2 separate regions of the Homo sapiens genome follow, and region 1 is linked to region 2. The links are chromatin loops, found by intact Hi-C in ENCODE. Cell type or tissue: tibial artery. All regions are shown on one strand. Links, peaks and the distances in the headings refer to the core of each region. The heading gives the core; the rest is flanking DNA. Region 1 has its middle 450 kb from the start of XACT. Region 2 overlaps LOC124905236 (a long non-coding RNA gene).

The links. Hi-C counts contacts between places; a loop is a spot of excess contacts. Peaks named below come from ENCODE experiments on the same cell type or tissue, not always from the same donor. Only the 100,000 strongest peaks of a DNase experiment are listed, where the experiment ranks them.
Region 1: a loop joins it to region 2, with 5 times the contacts of the local background. A loop is called at or near these places in 13 of 110 quality-filtered maps.

What each region holds. Positions count from the first base shown.
Region 1 is chrX:114,068,361-114,076,706 of GRCh38, forward strand. No RefSeq gene overlaps it. Among named protein-coding and RNA genes, the nearest start is that of XACT, 450 kb to the left of the region's middle. RefSeq lists enhancers at 2,684-3,883, 2,754-3,270, 3,019-3,313, 3,271-3,785. In tibial artery, for the core only: no CTCF peak of the experiment used is centred there; no DNase peak of the experiment used is centred there.
Region 2 is chrX:113,924,922-113,933,267 of GRCh38, forward strand. LOC124905236 (a long non-coding RNA gene) reads right to left here. Exons shown (of 2, transcript XR_007068366.1): 2 at 2,153-8,346. Among named protein-coding and RNA genes, the nearest start is that of XACT, 310 kb to the left of the region's middle. RefSeq lists an enhancer at 3,918-4,593. In tibial artery, for the core only: no CTCF peak of the experiment used is centred there; DNase peaks (open chromatin) are centred at 4,480 and 5,062.

The DNA.
Region 1 (8,346 bases), core at 216-8,215, 140 kb after region 2:
GCTCACAGAATATGCAGATAATACATAACTGAGAGTAAGAGCCTCTATGATGAATAGCAGAGTCCAGATCCTCAAATGTCTTGCCAGCTTGAATAATGCACTGAATCTATGATGGTGATATATAATAAGGACAAGTTGGGGGAGGGTTAGCAACAATAAATTCAATGTGAAGCAAAATGTAGATATGGCTACCTAAAATGTAATGGCTCTTAGGCCATAATAGTGATATAGTATCTAAACTCCGCATAGTTTCATAACCACCTAGAATATCTGTTCTGGGAATCACATTCTAAAAGAAAATAAACAAATTGCATTGCATTTAAAGGAAGGCAAATAGAATGATGGAGCTGATTTCTAATATCAGATGGTGAGAACAGACTGAAGATATTGTTGATGTTATAAGAAAGGCAGAAGCAGAAGGTTGCATGACACTCATATGCAAATATTTTAAAGAAAGGTAGTAATAATATAGTGGGAAGGTGGATTCTAGAGAAACGCAGCCTAAGTTTAAATTCCAAGTCTGCCACTTCCCAAATTTGTGATGTAAGGAAGAAAAAAATAGTATCTTTTCCTCATCCATCGCAAGGTTCATGGCTGATATCCCTATAAAACAGATTAACAAGAGAAAAGCATACCAAACTTATTTAGCCAAAGTTTTATGTGACACGGAGCTTTAAAAAATGAAGACCCAAGACCCAGGGAAAACTACGTATTTTTATACTAAGTGTGATATAAGAGGTGGATAGTTGTAGAGAAATGTGATTGGACAAAAAAGGGGTATTATCTAATGGTAATAAATTGGGGGGAACTCAGTAAGGCCTGTGTCCTCAGATTCTTTCCTGTGTTTCTGTGTAACAATCTTTCCATCCCCCCGACCATCTCCCCCTTCTTTATTCCATACGGTAGGACACTTGTTATATGAGAGTCTCCAAGTCAGAAGGGAGGAGGTCAGCAAGTGACATCCCTAGGTTTCCCTTCCCTTCCCTTCCCTTCCCTCCCCTCCCTTCCCCTCCCCTTCTTTCTCTTTCTCTTTTCTTTTCTTCTTTTCTTTTTTAAAACAGGGTCTCACTCTGTTGCTTAGGCTGGAATACAATGGCACTATCTTGGCTCACTGCAACCTCCAGTTCCTGGGCTCAATCAATTCTCCCACTTCAGCCTCTTGAGTAGCTGAGACTACAGGTGCTCATCACTACGCCCAGCTAATTTTTTGTAGTTTTCGTAGTGTCAGGATCTCACCATGTTGCCCAGGCTGGTCTCAAACTCCTGGGCTCAAGCCATCTGCCAAGGCTTGGACTCCCAAAGTGCTGGGATTACAGGCGTCAGCCACCGCGCCCAGCCCCTTCCTAGGTTTTCTCATTTGCTTAAAGGGAGAGGAATTCTAGCTTCCCTAACCCACTTCAGGGGAGAAAGGAGGGTGAGAGAACACTGGAGAGACCTTCCTGCTTCTGTAGCCCTCACAATCTTCTTGAGTTAAAAATATTCAGCATGCGAAAACTTTGTACTTTTGGGTATCGTGTTCTGAATTCTGGCAGTGACCTTCAGCAAATTACTTAACCTCTCTTAAAGTCTCATTTTCCTCTTCCGTAAAATTTGTACATGAACAGCATGAAGCATGTCTATATGACATCAAACGTTTTTTAAGCCATATTATTTAATATTTAATAAATACAGCAAAAAAAGAATGTAATGTATGTTTTGACTACATATATTATGATAAGCATAGAAAAAGACCTAGAAGAATAATATAAAATAAAAATAGAGGTTACTTCTCTTTATAACTATTATGATGATGTACTGAATTATTATTTGTAAAGTACTCAAAACAATGCCTGATAGGTATCAGCTGTGACATAAGTATTTGTAAAACAAAGCACAAAGAGGTGTTGTCAGGATTAAAGAACTTAATGCATATAAAGTACTTAGAACAGGGCCTGCTGGATAATGAATACAAGAAGTATAGCTGCTATATTTCTGTAACTTTTATTTTAGTTTAGGGAGTACATGTGAAGGTTTGTTACTTAGATCAACATGTGTCACAGGGGTTTGTTGTACACAGTATGTCATCACTTAGGTACTAAGCCCAGTAGCCAATAGTTATCATTTCTGCTTCTCTCCCTCCTCCCACCCTCCCCCATCAAGTAGAACCCAGTGTCTGTTGTTTCCTCCTTTATGTCCATGTGTTCTCATCATTTAGCTCCCACTCATAAGTGAGAACATGCAGTATTTGGTTTTCTGTTCCTGTGTTAGTTTGCTGAGGATAATGGCCTCCAGCTTCATCCATGTTCCTGCAAAAGGCATGATCTTGTTCTTTTTTTTTTTTTTTTTTTTTTTTTTGAGATGGAGTCTCACTCTGTCACCCAGGCTGGAGTGCAGTGGTGTGATCTCGGCTCACTGCAACCTCCACCTCCAAGGTTCAAGTGATTCTCCTGCCTCAGCCTCTCAAGGAGCTGTGTGTGCTACCATGCCCAGCTAATTTTCATATTTTTAGTAGAGATGGGTTTTCACCATGTTGGTCAGGATGGTCTTGAACTCTTGACCTCAAGTGATCTGTCTGCATTGGCCTCCCAAAATGCTGGAATTACAGGCATGAGCCACTGCGCCCAGCCAGATCTCATTCTTTTTTATGGCTGCATGTTTTTTAAGGACTGTAATGTGAAAGTGGGATTAGACTTGACCTCCAAAAACAGTGTTCTAGGAAAATAGCAGAAATGTATAAGGAGTTGCATCTCAACAGACAAAAGAACTTTTCAATAGTAAGAGTTTTCCACTTGTGCTGGTGAGGGTATATAATCTGTACTCTTGATTCAGATAGATATGTTTAAATCTCAATTCTTTCCTTTTTGAGCTTTGATTTTTCTCACCTATAAACTGGGCAAACGTTGAAAGTAATTCTAACTATTAAATAAGAATATTTTAAGAGGATCATTGTCTTATTCTAGAACAGTGTCTGGAACTTAGTAGGCACTCAATAAATATTTCTTGAATGGGTTTGCTAAAAGAAAATGCTTCAGTGTTAGTTACCGTAGGATCAGGGAGAGCTTCCACCTTGGCCCTCTGAAGGTTCACCAAAAAATTGAGAGAGGAGAAAGGAAAAAACCCAGTCAGGCAGGCAGTTAGTGTGGGTCCTTGGATGAATTCTTTCAAACAAAAGAACAGCCTGCTGGCACAGATAAGGGAACTTGCACAAGGGGGCTTGCCTAAGCCATGGCCACAGCTACACAGACAAGAAAGGCTACACAGCTGACTTGCCCAGACATGCCCGCAATGGAAAATTCTGTCCCCTGGCACGTGCGCACAGTAAGGAGAACAAAGCAATATGGAGTAACTCAAGCTGAGGGCCTGCATGCACATTAGGAGGATTGGGTGGAGCTACCACAAATTTGTGCCTTATGCAAATAAGACGCCCAGCCCTCATCAGTTTCTTATAAAAGCCTTTGCGTTCAATTGCAAAAATGGCAACCCTCCTCCAGGACTCCTCTCTGTGGCAGAATGCTTTCTCTCTTTCTTTCACTTTTTTAACTTCTGCTCTAACCTCACTCTTGGTGTGTCCACGTCCTGGATTTTCTCGCCATTAGACAAAGATCTCCAGGTAATACCTAACAACAAGAGACTGCTACATTGTGGTGCATTGGCGAGACTGTAACAAAATCAACTCACAAAAGACAGATTAATTGGAGAAAAGGCAAATTTGTTTAACATATATACACGGGAGCCTTCAGAATGAACACCTAATCCCCCAAGGATGTTCGGGAGCTTATATACTCTTAAAAGAAAAACTTCAGTTGAATTAAATTTAAAGGAGTTTAATTGAGCAATGAATGATTTGAGTTTGAACACTCAGCAGTGTATGAATGGTTGAAGTATGACTGCTGGGATCAGCCAAGACTCAGCTATTGCTACAGATGCATATTCCTAAGTTAGGTTTTCAATCTTGTCTACCTATTAAGTTAGGTTACAGTTCATCCACAAGGACTCAAATATAGAAATACGGAGTCCTTCTCAGGCCATATTTAGTTCACTTTTACAATACCATCCTGATAAAATAGGTTATGGAAGGGTGGAGAAGAGGAATTCTGTTGAGGGAATTACGAGGGAGAATGAATGGATCCAGGAATAGAGATTAACTTGTAAATAGTTCTGTTTGACCGTGCAAGGGTCTGTTCAGGTGTGGTTACATTCTTGGTCTTATAGGGAGGGGAAGAAAAAACAATTTTTCTCCTTGGTGGGTCTGGATATTAGGCAGATAAAGGAACTTCAGCTTCTTTGGGAGAGGCTATGGGGGCAGTGGGGAAGGTCAGAGAGACCTTGAGAGTTCTTCAGTTCAGCATGTCAACACCTATTTGGGGATATTAGTTTCTGAGCCCCAACATTATCTTTCCTATTTCCTGACAAAAATCCAATCTTTATAGAGATTTCAAGAAACACTTCAACTTGCAAAAAAGAGGCATGGAAAGAATGGGACTGTTTATAATAATGAAAAATGGGGAAAAGAAAACTAAAAGGAGAAATTCACAGCTAAGTACAACCCATGCAGATGAAAGTTCATTTCTCAGATAGTGTCTTTGTAAGTTGGAGGGGGAGGGTCGAGATCTCTTCTCCTTCTCTTCAATATCCCTTTCCTCCAAGGCCATCCAGGAAGCCTTACACAGTAAAACACAGTTTAGGAACTAACACCTTTAAAGGTCTCAGGGATTTGAATAGATTGAAATTGTCTGAGGGAATGTGTTTTCTGAATCGTTTTTGATAAGCCATTCAAAGAAAAGAGAAAGAGTCCTTCAAATGACTCTCTATACCAACTTTTCCCCTGATGAAACACCTGTTTTCAGATATTATTCTTAACTTTTCAATGAAAGACTCAGGAATGAAGAAAAATAAGAAGCACAAAATAATAAAAAGAACAGAAAAAGAGATTATTATATGCAAAGGATCTGAAAATTGCCCTGGGAACCAACAGGAAGTTGATATGTCCCAGTGCCCCAGGAGAATCAAGGAGGTTTTTAAATCAACTAGATGGAGAATGTGAACGAAGTGCAACATTTATCTATACATCGACAATACTTTTCATAGTAATGTTTTATTGCATGAAATGGCTGTTTTTTCTTTTTTCTTTTGTTTTGAGACAGACTCTCACTCTGTTGTTCAGATTAGAGTACAGCAGAGCCATCTCAGCTCACTGCAACCTCCGGTTCCCAGGTTCAAGCGATTCTCCTGCCTCAGCCTCCCGAGTAGCTGGGACTACAGGCGCACACCACCATGCCCGGCTAATTTTTGTATTTTTAGCAGAGACAGGGTTGCCCAGGCTAGTCTTGAACTCCTGGCCTCAAGTAATCCACCCGCCTCAGCCTCCCAAAGTGATGGGATTACAGGCATGAGCCACTGTGCCAGGCACATGAAATGGCTTTTTAACTGTAAAACAAACAAGGAGATGAACAAAATTGGGATGATTTTAGTCTTCACGTGATATTTCTCTCCTGTGAAAAGAAAAAGATGCAAGGGTATTGAAAATCTGCTGATTCGGTTGCTGCAATGCAGTCTTGAAATCTCATTGCCAATTTAAGTAGGATAGCAGGGGAAAATATTTTATAGATTCAAAGAACAGCTTCTGTCACTTTTTCAGCCTCTCCTTTTCCAAAGGCCAAATGTTAGGATAAGTTGTGTTTATGTTGTACAACGTTTTTTAATTCTTAAACTCTAAAACCTCCTCCAAGTTAAGCAGATTTCAAGGGCTGAGAAACAAAAGTGAGTGAACAAAGGAAGCAAGTCTGACCACCAAGGGGAAAAGAGGCGGTAATAGCAGCCTGCAGCATTTCAGGTCTTTTCAATAGTGCCCAGTGCCCCTCGGGAAACAGAATATAACTGGAAATTGCCAATTAAAACATGAAGTCAGAATTGCAGATTTTCCAAACAGGTGATTTCTCTGGCATGCTATAAGGCTGTGCAGAATCAGACTTGAGACCCTGAATTGGATAGCATATGGGGAAAATATAATTTGCAAGCAGAAGTTAAATTTGTTTTCTATTTAAAATTTCACAGGACCTGGAACTGATTAGTCCTTTCTTTATGGAAAGCAGAAAATGAGAAAATCAGGGTAATGATCATTAGTGAAATGTGATACACATTGATATTCTGTAACCAGCCGAACTACAGGTGATTAATCATTAAGGCAATCACATATTCTTTACTATTTTTAGGAATCTCAGATATTTCCATTATAAATGCACAATGATGAAAGTGCCTCTTTAGAAGCAGCTGATCGTTAAATGGGTTATAAGCTAAATGAAATACAAATCAGCTAACATTTTAAATTTACTGTCATTATTACATAAAAAATGCTTTGGCTTTTAATATATATAATCTGTTAAATGAGAGAAAGCTATGTATATCTGTAAGTAAATAACTTGTTTATGTTCAAAATTTAAACTCATAAAGTTTGGAGGGTTTTTTTTTTCTTATATTCGGACACAAACCAGATACTGAATTAAAACAAAATTTTTTTCTTTAAGTTTTAAAAAGAGGGAGAATTTACTTAAAGTATATAAAAGAGTAGACTCTGTGGCAATCATAGCAGTGACTCAAAACTAAGAAAGAAAAAAATTTGCTATTGCTACACGTCAAGTAACAAAATTAGATGAAGAATTTTGCTGTTGCCCAGAAGTCAAACATTAAAACTTTTAATTCTTAAAATATTTTTATAGGTACTATTGGAAGTGTTACTAGTAAAGGTAAGAGTGTTTGATAGTTCCACAATGTGAAGATACGCTAAATACGTGGTAAATGAAGATTCATAATATCTATATGTGATTATTCATGTAAAGGTAAAGAATCATACATTATTTTAATACATATTTTTCTCTCACTTGTTTCTTCCATATTTTCTTTGTAATAGTGGAAAAATATATATGGGGGCCATCTAGTGGCCAATGCAATACTTTTTTTTTTTTTTTTTGGCTTTGAAATTAATTATTAGTTTTCCAGAATTGTATTCTATCTCTTCTGCTGTCAAAACAAGGAGAGATAAACATGATTTCCATGATGATAAGAATCCCTTAGTAGGTGTTTTCTCCATTGAACTGTCTGGATGTCATCCTTTAAAATTTGTTAACCGGTGGTGGAAGCTGGGAGGTGGGGGAAACATGAATAATGACAAAAGCCTTAAATGTCAAGAGAGATTTGCTTAATCAGTTCAGTATTTAAGCAACTTGATCAGCAAAGGTGCTTGGCTTTAACAGTTTTTTAAAGAATCATTTTTGAGTGCAGGTTTAAAATTGCATTACTACCAATCCGAGTGACATAGTAAATCAATTGAGGACAGGGCTGTAATATTCAGCAGGTATGCACTTCAACTGCTGAGGCTTCACAGCTAGTATCTCTTCTGATCTGTTAGTGCTTCTGCTGTGCCTGTTGACTATCATGTTGAGTGGTGGATGTGAAATATCTATGTATAGAGGAATATGCCTGTGCCTAGTTCCTATAATAAATCAGGCAAATTATCTAACCAGAATCTTGCTGTTCATTTAAGAACTACAGTTATTTCTGCCTTCTTTTCTCATCCCCGGAAGCAACCAACTTTAACAGTCTCTTGTATATCCTCTTTGAAAGGTTTATGACTATACAACCATCATTTTTATTATACAAAGTGTATCACACATACTATCTTGCTACTTTTTATCCACTTAATATATATTTGAAGATACTTCCCTTCATGTTTATAAAGAGCAGGTGTCTTCTTTTTGAATTGTTGCAAGCTACTCTAATGCATGGATGTACCAGGATTTATTTAGTCCTCTACTGATAGGCATTTAACTTGTTTCTAATCTTTGGTCAGTACAAAAAAGTACACAAACAGCATCCTTGTACATATTTCTTTGCTTATACATGACAGTATTTTTTTTACTACGTTCTGTCTACCTCTTTATAACTCTTTTATTTTTATTATTTTTTATTTTTTTGACACAGTTACAGGAGTCTGCCTCTTTTTAAACATTTAATACTTACTATGTAGAAGGCAAAGGTGCTCCGCTAGGTGTTGGGAATGCAAAATAGTCTAAGACAGCGGCTCTACACTCATGACATTTTTAATGGAATTGGATAAACAAGATGCTGATAAAGATAAAGAAGCAAAGTAATGTATGATTTCTAATTTATGGATGATACTGCAAGTTTAGAGTCAGAGGAACTTAGAGAACAAAAAGATCATTTGAGTCTGCAATAGTATGAGGCAATGGATGGGAGTTGAGCTATTCTCTAAAGCAAGGGCAGGCATTAGATAAAGGAATAATAGAAGGGAACATATCCAGGCAGGAAAAACAGTGTGAAAAAATCATGGAAATGGAAAGGTACATTGCA
Region 2 (8,346 bases), core at 228-8,227:
TTGTTTCTGGGTTCTATATTCTGTTCCATCGGTCTATGTGTCTGTTTTTATGCCAGTACCATTATGTTTTGGTTACTATAGCTTTGTAGTATAATTTGAAGTCAGGTAATGTGATACTTCCAGTTTTGTTCTTTTAGCTGAGGATTGTTTCGGTCATTCTGAATCTTTCATAGTTCCGTATAAATTTTGCTTTGGGTAGTATGGACATTTTAACAATAATGATTTTTCCAATCCATGAACATGGAATATCTCCTTTTTTGTGTATAGTGTTCAATTTCTTTCATCAATGTTTCATAGTTTTAGTTGTACAGCTCTTTCACATCTTTGGTTAAGTTTATTCTTAGGTATTTTAATTTTTTGTGGCTATTGCAAATGAGATTACTTTTTTGGTTTCTTTTTCAGATTGTTCACTGTTTGCATATAGATATGCTACTGATTTTTGTATGTTGATTTTTATACTGCAATTTATTGAAATTTTTATCAGTTCTTACAGTTTTTTTGGTGGAGTCAATAGGTTTTTCTAAATAGGAGATTATATCATCTGCAAATAAGGACAGTTTGACTTTTTCCTTTCCAATTTAGATGCCCTTTATATTTTTTATCTTGTTTTACTGCTCTGGCTGTAACTTCTAGTACTATGTTGAATAAGAGTGGTGAAAGTGATCATTCATGTCTTGTTCCAGATCTTAGAGGAAAGGCTTTCAGTTTATCCCTATTCAGTATGATACTAGCTGTGAGTTTGTCATATATGGCTTTTATTGTGTTGAGGTATATTCCTTCTATACACAGTTTACAGAGAGATTTTTTTTATCATGAAGGGATGTTGAATTTTTAGAATACTTTTTCACCATCTTTTCAAGTGATCATATAGTTTTGTCCTTCATTTTGTTAATGGTATGTATCACATTTATACATTTGCATATGTTGAAACATCCTTACATCTCTGAGATGAATCTCACTTGATCATGATGAATGATCTTTTTAATGTGCTGTTGAATTTGGTTTGCTAGCATTTTGCTGACGAATTTTGCATTTATATTTATCAGAGATATTGGCCTATAGATTTCTCCTTTTTTAGATCTGATTTTTGTCTGATTTTGGTATCAGGGTAATATTTGCCTTGTGAAACAAGTTTGGAAGTATTCTCTTCTCCTTCTTGCTCCTTCTAAATTCCTATGTGCAAACTAAAAATTGTGTTAAAAATCTTCCTTTTCCTCAAAGAAAACTGCCATCATCAAGAGTTCTGGCACAAAGCTTGTTGTTATCTTTAAGGGCCAGATATTAGTTTATTTTGAGGGTTCCCTAGGAGGGCCGCTGATGTGAGAGAATTTCTTTCCTTACTTCTACCAATTTTAGGTTTTGTTTGCTCTTGCTTTTCTAGTGTTTTCAGAGGCATTGTTGTTTATTTGAAGTTGTTCTACTTTTTTGATGTAGGTATTTATTGCTGTGAGCTCTCTTAATACTGCTTTTGCTGTGTCTCATATGTTTGGTATATTGTGTTTCTATTTTCATTTATTTCAAGAAATTTTTAAATTTTCTTTTCAGTTTTTTCATTGATCAGTGATTGTTCAGGAGCATATTATTTAATTTTCATGTGTTTGTATAGTTTCCAAAGTTCTTCTTCTTATTGATTTCTAGTTTTATTTCATTACAGTCAGAAAAGACGCTTTATATGATTTCAATTTCTTGAATTTTTGAGACTTGCTTTGTAACATAACATATGGTCTTATCCCTGAAAATGAACCATGTGTGAAGAGAAGAATGTGTATTCAGCAGCTGTTAAATAAAATGTTCTGTAAATGTCTATTGGGTCCATTTGCTCTATAGTGAAGGTTAAGTTTGATGTTTCTTTGATTTTCTGTGTAGATGATCTGTTCAATGCCAAAAACAGGGGTGTCAAAGTCCCCAGCTATTATTGTATTGGGGTCTATCTCTCTTTTTAGCTCTAATAATATTTGCTTTATATATCTGGATGTTCTAGTGTTTGATGCATACATATTTACAATTGTTATATCCTCTTGCTGAATTTACTCCATGATCTTCTTTATCTTTTTATACAGATTTTTTTCTCAAAATTTATTTTATCTAAATATAGCTACTCCTGCTTTTTGTTAGTTCCCATTTTCATGGAATATCTTTTCCCAATCCTTCATTTTCAGTCTGTGTTTATTTTTATACATGAAGTGGTTTTCTTGTAGGTAGCATATAATGAGGTCTTGGGTTTTTTAAATCCATTCAGCCACTCTGTCTTTTGATTGGAGCATTTAGTTCATTTACATTCAATGTTATTATTGATAGGTAAGGACATACTCCTGCCATTTTGTTATCTGTTTTCTGGTTGTTTTGTGAGTCCTCTCGTCCTTTCTCACTTCCTTCCTATCTTTTTTTTTTTTTTTTAACATGACAGTGATCTCTGGTAGTGTGTTTTAATTTACTGGGACTTTTTTTTTCTTTCTTTCTTTTTTTTTTTTTTTTTTTTGAGACAGTCTTACTCTGTTGCCCAAGCTGGAGTGCAGTGGCGCAACTTCAGCTCACTGCAACCTCTGCCTTCCAGGTTCAAGCTACATGCCTCAGCCTCTGGAGTAGCTGGGACTACAGGCACACACCACCAGACCTGGCTAATTTTTGTATTTTTAGTACAGAGAGGGTTTCACCATGTTGGCCAGGCTGGTCTGGAACTCCTGGTCGCAAGCAGTCCACCTGCCTCAGCCTCCCAAAGTGCTGGGATTACAGGCTTGAGCCACTGCACTCAGCCAATCCATTGCTTTTTATTTTTTGTATATCTATTATAGGTTTTCATTTTTTGTTTATCATGAGACCTGCAAAGAACATTTTATAGCCAGTTATTTTAAATGGATGAAAACTTAACTCTGATAAAAAGAAAAGCAAGTAAAAAGAAAACTAAAAAACTACATTTTAACACAATCCCTCGACTTTTTGACTTTTTGTTGTTTCTATTTATATCTTTTTATATTGTCAATCTCTTCAAAAATTACTATAATTATTATTGTTGATAAGTTTGTCTTTTAGTCTTCTTACTAAAGATATGAGTAGTTTACACACTGCAATTACAGTGTTAAGAGTATTCTATATTTGTGTGTGTACTTACTTTTACTAGTGATTTTTATACCTGCAGATGATTTCTTTTTGGTCCTTAATTTTCTTTCCTTTCAAATTGAAGAACTCCCTTTAGCATTTCTTGTTAAGACATGTCTGTTGTTTACAAATTCCTTCAGCTTATGTTTCTCTGGGTAAGTCTTTATTTCTCCTTCATTTGTGAAGGGTAATTTTCCTGGATATAATATTCTAGGTTGAAAGTTGCTTTCCTTCAGCACTTTGAATATGTCCTCCCACTCCCTCCTGTCCTGTAAGATTTCTTCTGAGAAGTCTGCTTCCATACGTATTGAAGCTCCTTCATATGTAGTTTGCTTTTCTCTTGCTGCTTTTAGGATTCCTTCTGTATCCTTAACTTCTGACAGTTTGATTATTATATGTCTTGTGCTAGTCTTATTTGCGTTGAATCTGCTTGGCATTCTTTGACTTTTTTATACCCGGATATTCTTATCTTTCTTTAGGTTTGGAAAGTTCTCTGTTATTTCTTGGAATAAACTTTCTACTTCATTCTCTCTCTATATATATGTCATGTTTAAGGCCAATAATTCTTAGATTTCCCCTTTAGAGGCAATTTTCTAGATCTTGTAGGCATGCTTCATTTTTTAAAATTACCTTTTCTTCTCTGATTGTGTATTTTCATATAATCTGTCTTCAAGCTCACTAGTTCTTTCTTCTGCTTGATCAGTTCTGGTGTTGGCAGACTGATGCATTTTTCAGTTTGTCCACTGAATTTCTTAGCTCCAGAATTTCTGCTTAATTTTTAAAAATTATTTCAATCTCTTTGTTAAATTTCTCTGATAGAATTCTGAATTTCTTCTCTGCGATATCCTGAGGTTCATTCAGGTTCTTCAAGATGGCTATTTTGAATTCCCTGTCTGAGAGATCACATATCTCTGTTACTCCAGGATTGGATACTGGTGCCTTATTTAACTCTATTTGGTGTAGTCATGATTTGCTGGATGTTCATGATGTTTTTGAACATTTGTCAATATCTGGGTTTTGAGGAGTTTGGTATTTATTCTAATCTTTGTAGTCTGGGCTTGTTTGTACCCATTCTTGAGAGAGCATTCCAAGAATTCTTAGGGGATTTAGTGCAGTGACCTAAGCCTGTGGACACTGCATCTGTTTCAGCACTAGGGGGAACCCTAAGCCCAGGAACGCTGAAACTCTTGCACGCTCCTGATAAACAGCCTTAGTGGACTTGGGGAAGATAAAGCATTCCCTGGCTTACCAGGCAACATCTTGTACTCTCTTCCCTCTCTTTCTTCCAATCAGAATGATCCCCTCTCTGCACTGGGATGCCTGCACTTGAGGGAGGGCTGATGTGGGCACTCATGGCCCCTACCGGGGGCACCACTTCATGTCATCTTCCAGACCTGCAAATTATTGGGGTTTTTCCAAGGCTCATGGTCACTATTGCCTGGCTGCTGGTGATATTTAATCAAAGCCCAAAGCCACTTTAGTCATCAGGTGGTGAATTCTGCCAGGAATGGGAGCACATTACTTTCTGGCCCAGGGTATGTCTAGAAATGCCATTAAGGAGCAAAGGTCTGAAATCAGGGTCTTAAGAAATCTCCTTGGTACTTTGTTTACTGTGGTTGAGTTGGTTCCCAAGTTGCAAGATAAAGTACTCTTCCCTCTCCTTCTCCCAAGTGGAAGGAGTCTGTCCCCAAGCTGCACTGCCTGGAGTTGAGAGACGGTTGACACAGGCACTCCCATGTCTGCCGCAACTGGTGTTGCACAGGGTCCCATCCCAAGTCCACTGCTTCCTAGACCAGCTCAGCACCAGAGCTTGCCCAAGGACTGCTATCCTTGTGTCTTGACTGCTAGTCAAATTTGCTGATAGCCCCAAACCACTTTAGTCAGCTGGTAGTGAAGGTGGCCATGGCCGGGACCTGGATTCCTCTCAGTGGAGCAGAAGATTCCCCTCTGGCTTAGGGCTTGTCCAGATGTTCCCTCCACGGGCACTGGCAGAATTCTCCCTTGTATTGTGTTCTGTTATGACCAGGGCAGCACTGAGTGCTAATGCAATATCCCACACTCACTTTGCTGTCCCCTCCCCAAGCATACAGATTCTCTATCTTGCACCACCTGGGCTTCGGGGAGGGTGGTGTGAGCAATGCAAGCCTGTCCTTTTTACTCTCTCCAAAGCATATTTCCTTGCTATTATGTTAAAACCAGGTACTATTATTGCTCACCTGATTTTTTTGGTTCTTATAAAGGTGACTTCTTTCATGGACAGTTGTTCAATTTGGTGTTCTTGTAGGGGGGACAATTGCTGGGGGTTTCTATCTGGCCATCTTGCTCTGCCTCCTCCTTTTATCTACAAGGATTTAAAAAATATATATGTGTGTGTGTGTGTCTGTGTGTGTAACTGATTAGTTTTAATGTTCTTTTTTATTGTGTTTATATATATATATATAAACGTACATATATATAAAATTTACTACTTTAGCCATTTTTAAGTGTACAATTCAGTAGTATTAAGTATATTCATATTATTGTGCCACCATCACCACTATGCATCTTCACAACCTTTATGTTCCCAAACTAAAACTTTCTATTCATTAAACAATAAGTCCCCATTCCCTCCTTCCTCCAGCCCCCGTAACCACTACTCCACTTTCTGTCTTTACGAATTTGTCTTCACTAGGTGCTTCATAGAAGAGGGATCATAAATTATTTCTCCTTTTGTTACTAGCTTATTTCACTCAACATAATGCCTTCAAGGTTCATCTATGTTGCAGCATGTGCCAGAATATTATTCCATTTTAAAGCTGAGGAACAGTCTAGTACGTACATACCACATTTTTTGTTTATCTATTCATCTGTTAATGAACATTTGAATTATTTTCATCTTTTGGCTGTTGTGAATAATGTTACTATGAATGTGTGTGTATATATGCATACATATATGTATATATGAATGTCACTGTGTATATATGTGTATGCATATATGTATATATGCAAATACACATATTCATACATATACATACACATATATGTATATATGTATACACATATACGCATACATACACATATATTACATGTGTATACACATATACACACACATACACATATATGTATATATGTATACACATATACACACACATACACATATATGTATATATGTATACACATATACACATACATACACATATATGTATACACGTATACACATATACATTATATACGTATACACGTATACACATACATACACATATATGTATACACGTATACACATACATACACATATATGTATACACGTATACACATACATACACATATATGTATACACGTGTGCACACATGTATATATGTATATACACGTGTACACACGTGTGCACATATGTGTATACGTGTATATACACGTATACACATATATGTATACGTGTATATACACGTATACACATATGTGTATACGTGTATACACACACACACACACACACACACACACACACTGTAGCCTGACCAATCAGATAGTAGTCAGATAGTGGTCCGACTTTATTCTTTTGTATGTACCTATTCTTTTGTATGTACCGTAGAGACAGAAAGTGGATTAGTGGTTACCAGGGACTGGAGGAAGGAGGGAATGGGGGCTTACTGTTTAACCAGTACAAAGTTTTATTTTGGGAACATAAAAGTTGTGAAGATGGATAGTGGTGATGGTTGCACAGATATATAGATAGATAGATAGATAGATAGATAGATAGATAGATAGAGCTATATCAATACCTATATCTATAGATATAGATCTTTTTGAATCCGGGCTTTCAATTATTTGGGGTATAAACCCAGAAGGAGAATTGCTGGATCATACAGTAATTGTATGTTTCGTTTATGAGGAACCACCATGCTGTTTACCATAGTGGCTACATTATTTTACAATCCTATCCACAGTGCACGAGGGCTCCAATTTCTCCACATCCTTGCCAACATTTGCCAATTTCCAATGGGTTTTTTGGGTATTTTTATTCATTTATTTTTATAATAACTATACTAATGGGTATGAAATGGAATCTTATTGTGGTTTGGATTTGCATTTCCCTAATGATCAGTGATGTTGCGAATCTTTTCTTGTGTTTATTGGCCATCTGTATAAGATGTACAGATGTTGAATGTTTATTCAAGTCCTTTACCCACTTTTCGATCTGGTTGTTTTTGTTGTTGAGTTGTACGAGTTTTTTTTTTTTATATGTTGGATGTTAATCCCTTATTAAATATATGATTTGCAAACATTTTCTTCCATTTCACAGACTGCTCTTTCACTCTGCTGATAGTGTCGTTTGAAACATGGAAGTTTTACATTTTGATAAAGTCCAACTTCCCAGTTTTTTCTTTTCTTCTTATGTTTTCTTCTAAGAGTTTTATAGTTTTATCTACTACATTTAGGTGTTTGATCAATTTTGAGGTTTTTTGGATATAGTGTAAGATACTAGTCCGACTTTATTCTTTTGTATTTACCTATCCAGTTTTCCCAGCATCGTTTGTCAAAAGGACTATACTTTCCCCACTGAATGTCTCAGTAATCTTGTCAAAAATCATTTGACCCTGTATGTGAGAATTTATTTCTGAGCTCTCTATTCTATTCCACTGGTCTATATGTCTGCCTTTATGACAGTAACACACTGTCTTGATTACTACAGCTTTGTTTATGCTGTTTTCCATAGTGGCTACACTATTTTACAATCCTATCCACAGTGCACAAAGGCTCCAATTTCTCCGCATCCTTGCCAACACTTGCTAATTTCTGGTAGGGGGTATTTGTATTCATTTGCCCATCTTTAATCATGTTCTGTTGAAGTATTCCACTTCTTAAACCTACCCGTGAGGTCTATTTTCCCAGGGAAAGAAAAAGTTGATATGAGTAGTAGGCCGTTGATCCTCTGACTCTCAAAGCTGGTATAATTAGGCAGGGGCCAGAGGTAGGTGGTAAAACTGCTTCTTTGAAGAGTTCCAAGTAGGAAGTGGAACAGAAGTTTCATGTCCTTTTTATTCCCTTCAGCTTATCTAATAAACCTCTCCCTCCAGGACTTTTACCCAGAGAAGGGTGATTGGACAAACATCGGACCACCTTTCTCTGTCTCTCTTCCTCTTCTTCCCCCTACAATACATCAAAAATAGATGAAATGTTTTCACTTATTTTCCTGTCTGACTTGGACCTCCATTATATAAAACACTATCATTAAGTCCACTAACTCTACTTCTTGACAGTATCAATAACATTGACAAA